Regions from separate parts of the Homo sapiens genome. Here region 1 is linked to region 2. The links are chromatin loops, found by intact Hi-C in ENCODE. Cell type or tissue: MCF 10A. All regions are shown on one strand. Links, peaks and the distances in the headings refer to the core of each region. The heading gives the core; the rest is flanking DNA. Region 1 has its middle 8.6 kb from the start of YIPF6. Region 2 holds the start of OPHN1 (oligophrenin 1).

The links. Peaks named below come from ENCODE experiments on the same cell type or tissue, not always from the same donor. Only the 100,000 strongest peaks of a DNase experiment are listed, where the experiment ranks them.
Region 1: a loop joins it to region 2, with 2.1 times the contacts of the local background. A loop is called at or near these places in 10 of 110 quality-filtered maps.

The regions. Positions count from the first base shown.
Region 1 is chrX:68,488,989-68,491,895 of GRCh38, forward strand. No RefSeq gene overlaps it. Among named protein-coding and RNA genes, the nearest start is that of YIPF6, 8.6 kb to the right of the region's middle. In MCF 10A, for the core only: a CTCF peak has its summit at 1,868; no DNase peak of the experiment used is centred there.
Region 2 is chrX:68,431,810-68,434,716 of GRCh38, forward strand. OPHN1 (oligophrenin 1) reads right to left here and starts at 1,686. Exons shown (of 25, transcript NM_002547.3): 1 at 1,359-1,686; 2 at 1,058-1,215. The coding sequence starts at 1,211. In MCF 10A, for the core only: no CTCF peak of the experiment used is centred there; DNase peaks (open chromatin) are centred at 1,672 and 2,052.

The sequences.
Region 1 (2,907 bases), core at 315-2,814, 57 kb after region 2:
GAAGCAAGGTAGTGAAGGACCAGAAAAAAAGGCAGAAGGAACAACAGAAAACAGCAGGGGAAGGAACACCTCCTGTTGGCTAGCTACATACGCTCACCACTCAGTTTATCCAAGTTCCATTTCATTCCTCGGCTTCCCTCAGCCCCTTGGCCTGACTTTGCTGACAGAATAGTTTTATGTCACCTTCCAACTGCCTGACCCCAAGGCTTTCCATCTCAATTCATGGGCCTTGCTTTCTCCAATCCATCACTAGCAGTGTGGGTTGATTTTGTCTTACTCAAAAACGAAAACATTCTGGCCAGGTGCAGTGGTTCACACCTGTAATCCCAGCACTTTTGGAGGCCGAGGCAGGAGGATAACTTGAGGTCAGTAGTTCAAGACCAGCCTGGCCAACATGGTGATACCCCATCTCTGCTAAAAATACAAAAATTAGCTGGGCTTGGTGGCACGCGCCTGTAATCCCAGCTACTCAGTAGGCTGCCGCATGAGAATCACCTGAACCTGGGAGGCGGCGGTCGCAGTGAGCTGAGATAGCACCACTGCGCTCCAGCCTGGGCGACAGAGAGAGCCTCTATCTCAAAAAACACACACAAAAAAACAAAAACAAAACAAAAAAACCCCACATTCTAACAACAGACACAGAACACTTAACTTCATATTTTTATATAACTATGTGTTCTCAATTTTTACAACAAATGTAATTTTTTTAGTTTAAAATTTTATTTATTTTTAAATATTTTTATGTAAGAAAAAGTAAAAGTTCTTGTCCTACCATCTTTGTGTGGTATCTGTCTGTCTGTCTCTCACACAGGTCACTCAAGTTAATGGGAAAGAACAGGAGGCCAAATTCTGAAGTTATAAATAATAGAAAATAAAAGATCTTCTGTCTTCAGTGAGGGAATAGATGAGAGTATGGAAGGGCAAAATCGGGTGGGGAGGGGCAGCAGACATGTGTTTCTTATTTTTTTAATATTTATTTATTTATTTATTGAGATAGAGTCTTGCTCTGTTACCCGGGCTGGAGTGCAGTGGCTCGATCTCGGCTAATTGCAACCTCTGGCTCCTGAGTTTAAGCAATTCTCCTGCCTCAGCCTCCTGAGTAGCTGGGATTACAGGCACACACAACCATGTCTGGCTAATTTTTGTATTTTTAGTAGAGATGGGGTTTCCCCATGTTGGCCAAGTTGGTCTTGAAATCCTGACGTCAGATGATCCGCCCACGTCAGCCTCCCAAAGTGCTGGGATTATAGGCATGAGCCACCACACCTGGCCAAACATGTGTTTCTATTGTAAATATTAATAGCTAACATTTAACTCAGTCCTCACAACTCTATTAGGCAGCTATTGTTATCTCCATTTTACCGATGATGAAACTGAGGCATGGAGAGATTTAGTAACTTGTCCAAAATGACATGATTTACTAATGATGGAGTTTAGTTTCAAACCTACATAGTCTGGTTCCAGAGTTTGTGTGCTTATTCACTACATCAAGCTGCCTCTTTGAAAATGTAAAGATAAAAAGTAAAGAAAAATGAAAGTAAAATTGCTTCCTTGACACTCCTACTACCACCACTATTTTTCAGATAACTGTCGCCTTGCGTTTAGAGTAGGCATCAAATACCTTTCAAGCCCTGCCTTGTATTCTTTCCATCTACCACTATGTAGGCAGGTTCAACCTGACAGTACTTGCCTACACTGTGTTTTATCTCACAGAAGTCCACAGGCTTCTTCTTGCCTGTGGGAAACTGTTCTAATATTCTGAAGCATGCACAAGTCTGGAGGTGAAAGGGAATTAACACTGCACATAGTGACTCCTGACCAATGGGATACAGGAGCTGTAGAGAGACTCCTACTCTTCTGTCCCTCCAGTGGACAACTGTGAATTGCATTCTACATGGCTCCTCAGTGGGATTGACCCCCAGGTGCCCAGCTGGAAATATATTCTTTTAATGACTTTCCTTCCTTTTCTGCTTCAGACTTTCATGTTCTGCACTCCTGTTACATGGGATGACTTCCCAATATCAACACCAACATGAAAGTCCTTGTCTCAGGCTCTGCCTTCTGGAGGAAATCCAGGAATAGACAGACAACTGCAGCAATAAGATACATTTTGCTTTATTGTTGGCATTTTACTTTCTCATGTATTTTCTCTTTCAAGCCCCCAAAAATTCCTTTGAATTAAGTTAGTACTGATATATTCCCATTTTTTAAAAATAGAGACAGAGTCTCAGCTCACTGCAACCTCCACCTCCTGGGTTCAAGCAATTTTCCTGTCTCAGTCTCCTGAGTAGCTGGGATTACAGGCGCCTGGCACCACGCCTGGCTGATTTTTGTATTTTTAGTAGAGACGGGGTTTTACCATGTTGGCCAAGCCATGTTGGCCTGACCTCAAGTGATCCACCCGCCTCAGCCTCCCAAAGTGGTGGGATTATAGGCGTGAGCCACCTCGCCCGGCCTGATATATCCTTCCCTGCCCCCCAACCTTTTTTTTTTTTTTTGAGACGGAGTCTCACTCTGTTGCCCCAGGTTAGAGTGCAGTGGCACAATCTTGGCTCACCACAACCTCTGCCTCCCAAGTTCAAGTGATTCTCCTGCCTCAGTCTCCCAAGTAGTTGGGATTACAGGTGCCTGCCACCAAGCCTGGCTCATTTATTTTTATTTTTTGTATTTTTACTAGAGACAGGGTTTCGCTATGTTGGCCAGGCAGGTCTCAAACTCCAGACCTCAAGTGATCCGCCCACCTTGGCCTCCCCAAATGCTGAGATTACAGGTGTGAGCCACCGTGCCCAGCCTATATCCCCATTTTTAATGAAGAGATTCATATTGCTTTTTACAATATATGTGATGACTGGTTTTTTTTTTACATTTTTAATTTAATTTAATTTTTTTTGAGACAGAGTCTTGCTC
Region 2 (2,907 bases), core at 178-2,677:
GACCCTGTATTTGGTGATAAATTCACTCAAAACAAAGTTATAACCATATAGGACATACTTGCCAATGACTCTGAGTTTATTTTTCACAATCATCTTTCAGCCAAGAGAAAAAATTAATTATCACTCCACCCAATCATTACCCTCCATTCTTCTGTGTATATGCTTTGGCATAAAGGGTTGGCTTGCCTGCACTCTCGTTGGGGATGTTTATTATTCTTTCTTTTACTCCAAGCCTCCTACCAACAAGCAGAAAAAAAACCTCCACACACAATGGGGGAAGGAGAGAGCTTCCCACAGCTGAGTCAGCTGTGAGCACTGGAAAAGCGAAGCTAGGTGAAGTTCCTTCAGCCCAGCAGCCCCCAACCCTATCCCTATTTTACTCCCTGGGGGCTGGGCCCCTTGTGGCAGGGACTAAGTAGTCAGCTCTTTGTTCCACACTCAAGCAGAATTCAGTGGCAGGTGAAGCCATCCAATAATCCTGAACTTAGACTGACCTTGACCTAAACCATAGCTCAGTGTGATAAAGAAAATAATTCACTGGGGCAAAGGTGCTTTCCTTAAAAAATAACTTGCCATGGCGAATTTTTTACTGCCCCCCACACTTATCTGTAGCAACCAGAGACCAGGACAAAATTATTATTCAAGCTGCTGACCTTAATCCCCAATTGTTTAGGAGGTGCTGGGGCAGTTCCTTGGTCAGCTTGGATGTCACTTTGCCCCAGACAGGGGTGCTGAATATGTCTAACAGTACAGCAGATTGTCCCTTAAGAACAATCATCTGCCAAGTAAGGGTAATTGCTGAGCAAGAGGGTCCCTGGCACAGCTACGGATCACGTCTTATAAGGTCAAAACCACTAAAGGAAAAGGCCCAAAGTTCTGGTTGTATCCACCACTTTCCACTTCTACTATCTCCACTCCCCAAGTGTGGGAAACCCATTTGCCTCAGAGATCTGGGCTGGGAGTCACCCTGCAATCTCCCTTCCCCTGGTGGTGTGGAAAGGCTTAAAGGCCAGACACACCAGCTCAGAGAAACAGCTCATCGAAGCCTTGCACTTACTTCTCATAGCGCTGATAAGCGCGTTGCCGTCTTTGATTACGTCTTTGATGAATTTGTTGGTCCTCTCCAGTTCCTGCTCATAACACTTGAGCCTCTCGCGGAAATCGGGGCTGTCCAGGTAGCAGTCGCTGAACTCCAGCGGGGGATGACCCATGGTTCTGATGGCCGGGAGTAGGGGGAAAGGGGAAAGACACAAAGACCGAGAGCATCAATGGCACAGTAGAGGAAGTAGAGGGGACGGACTGAGCGCGCGACCCGCTTAAGGAAGCTCATAGCCTCCGTCCCTTTGGAGGACAGGTACCTGTTTCAGTGAGACTCCTGAGGAGCGCTGGCTGGTCCGGACAGAGAACAGGCGCCCCGGCGATGGCTTCAGGGCCAGGGAGAGCTAACTATCGCAGTCGGATCCCGGCAGGGTGCTGCCTAGCAAGCAGCATGTCCCTTAGGCATCGCCTTCCCAGATAAGCAGCAAAAACCGCAGCCCGACTTGCCTCCGGAGACGGGCCGGATCCTTCCTGAGCAATTGCAAACGTGACACTTGGGCCCGCCCAAGGTGTAGGCGAGGTTAGAGCTGGAGCTGGGAACAGCCTCTCTACAGGCTCCTCGCTCCGGAGCGAGCGGAAGACTTCCTTGGCCGAACTCCGCGGGCAACCCGGATTGCACTGTCCCCTCCCCTTTCTTAAAGCCAACGCCTGCGCCCCGCCCCAGCGAAGCCCGAGGACCAAACCGGAGCGCTCTGGCTCCTTCCTCAACTGTTTTCCTTGTACCTTAGAGTTTCCTGACCAGGGCCCGCTGGCTGCTAAGACTTCTTCCTGGTGCAAGGGAGCCGGCCGGCCGGCCGTCCTTTTAGGCGCCGGAAGGGTTAAGCCAGGGCGGCAATGAAACGTAGCCTCGCTCCATAGACACTGCAGCGGGAAGAGGAGGGCGAGAGCGCGACGCACAATAGCCGCGGTAGCCCAGCGCTTCCCTACGGAAACTGGGGAGCAGTCAGCGCCCTAGGACTCCAGCTGGAAAGCGTGGCGGCCTGGGAGATGTAGTCTTTCCGTTTGCACTCCCCAAGACTCCTCCCTGCAGTCTCCCCACCACCCCGCCTGGGAGGCTGCTCTCCCAGAACGGCATTCCCAGCCTGCCGCAGGCTCCTGCGCAGGGACCGGCCCCAAGGGGCAGGTGCGCGGCGCTGGACTCTGCGGGGGAAGTTTCCGAAACTAGAGCAAGAACCCGCAAGACTAGATTGCAGGAAGCCATCTCTCAATTCCCATGATTCGGCTGGGTTGTGTATTCTTTTGCCTTCCCCTCTTTCCAGCCTCCTTCGGACCTACCAACTTCTTTTCCTCTTTCTTTTCCCATGTCTCCTGCTCTAAGTGCTCTAATTCCCTTGGGCCTTCGACCTGAAGGGTTGATTCCTACTCTAGGGTCTCCGTGAAGCTCAGTGCCCCCTGCCAAAGAAAGGGAGGCCATAATTCAGAGTTAATATTTTCCTGAATAGGACCTCAGAGCATGGCTTTTGTGGCAGACGCCGATAATGCATATGATTTTCCATGTGTAAGTGGAAAGTCTAAGAATAGGATGTTATAAATTGTCTTGCAGCTTACCTTAAAGGCAGCTGTCTTGAGACTAAGGGTAGGTAGAGGCTCGAAAAACTAAAAAATAGTTTGTGCGTGGGCAAAGAGATCCCTTTAATTCTGCAGAAGTGTTTACATTAGATTGCCCTGTGAAGAAAGCCAGAACGGAAGGGGGTTGTAAATAGAATAATAGTGGCTGACCCACCTGAATTAGGGTCCTGTTGCTGCTGTGACAAATTACCACAAACTTGATGTCCTAAATCAGCATAAAGTTATAATCTACAGTTCCAG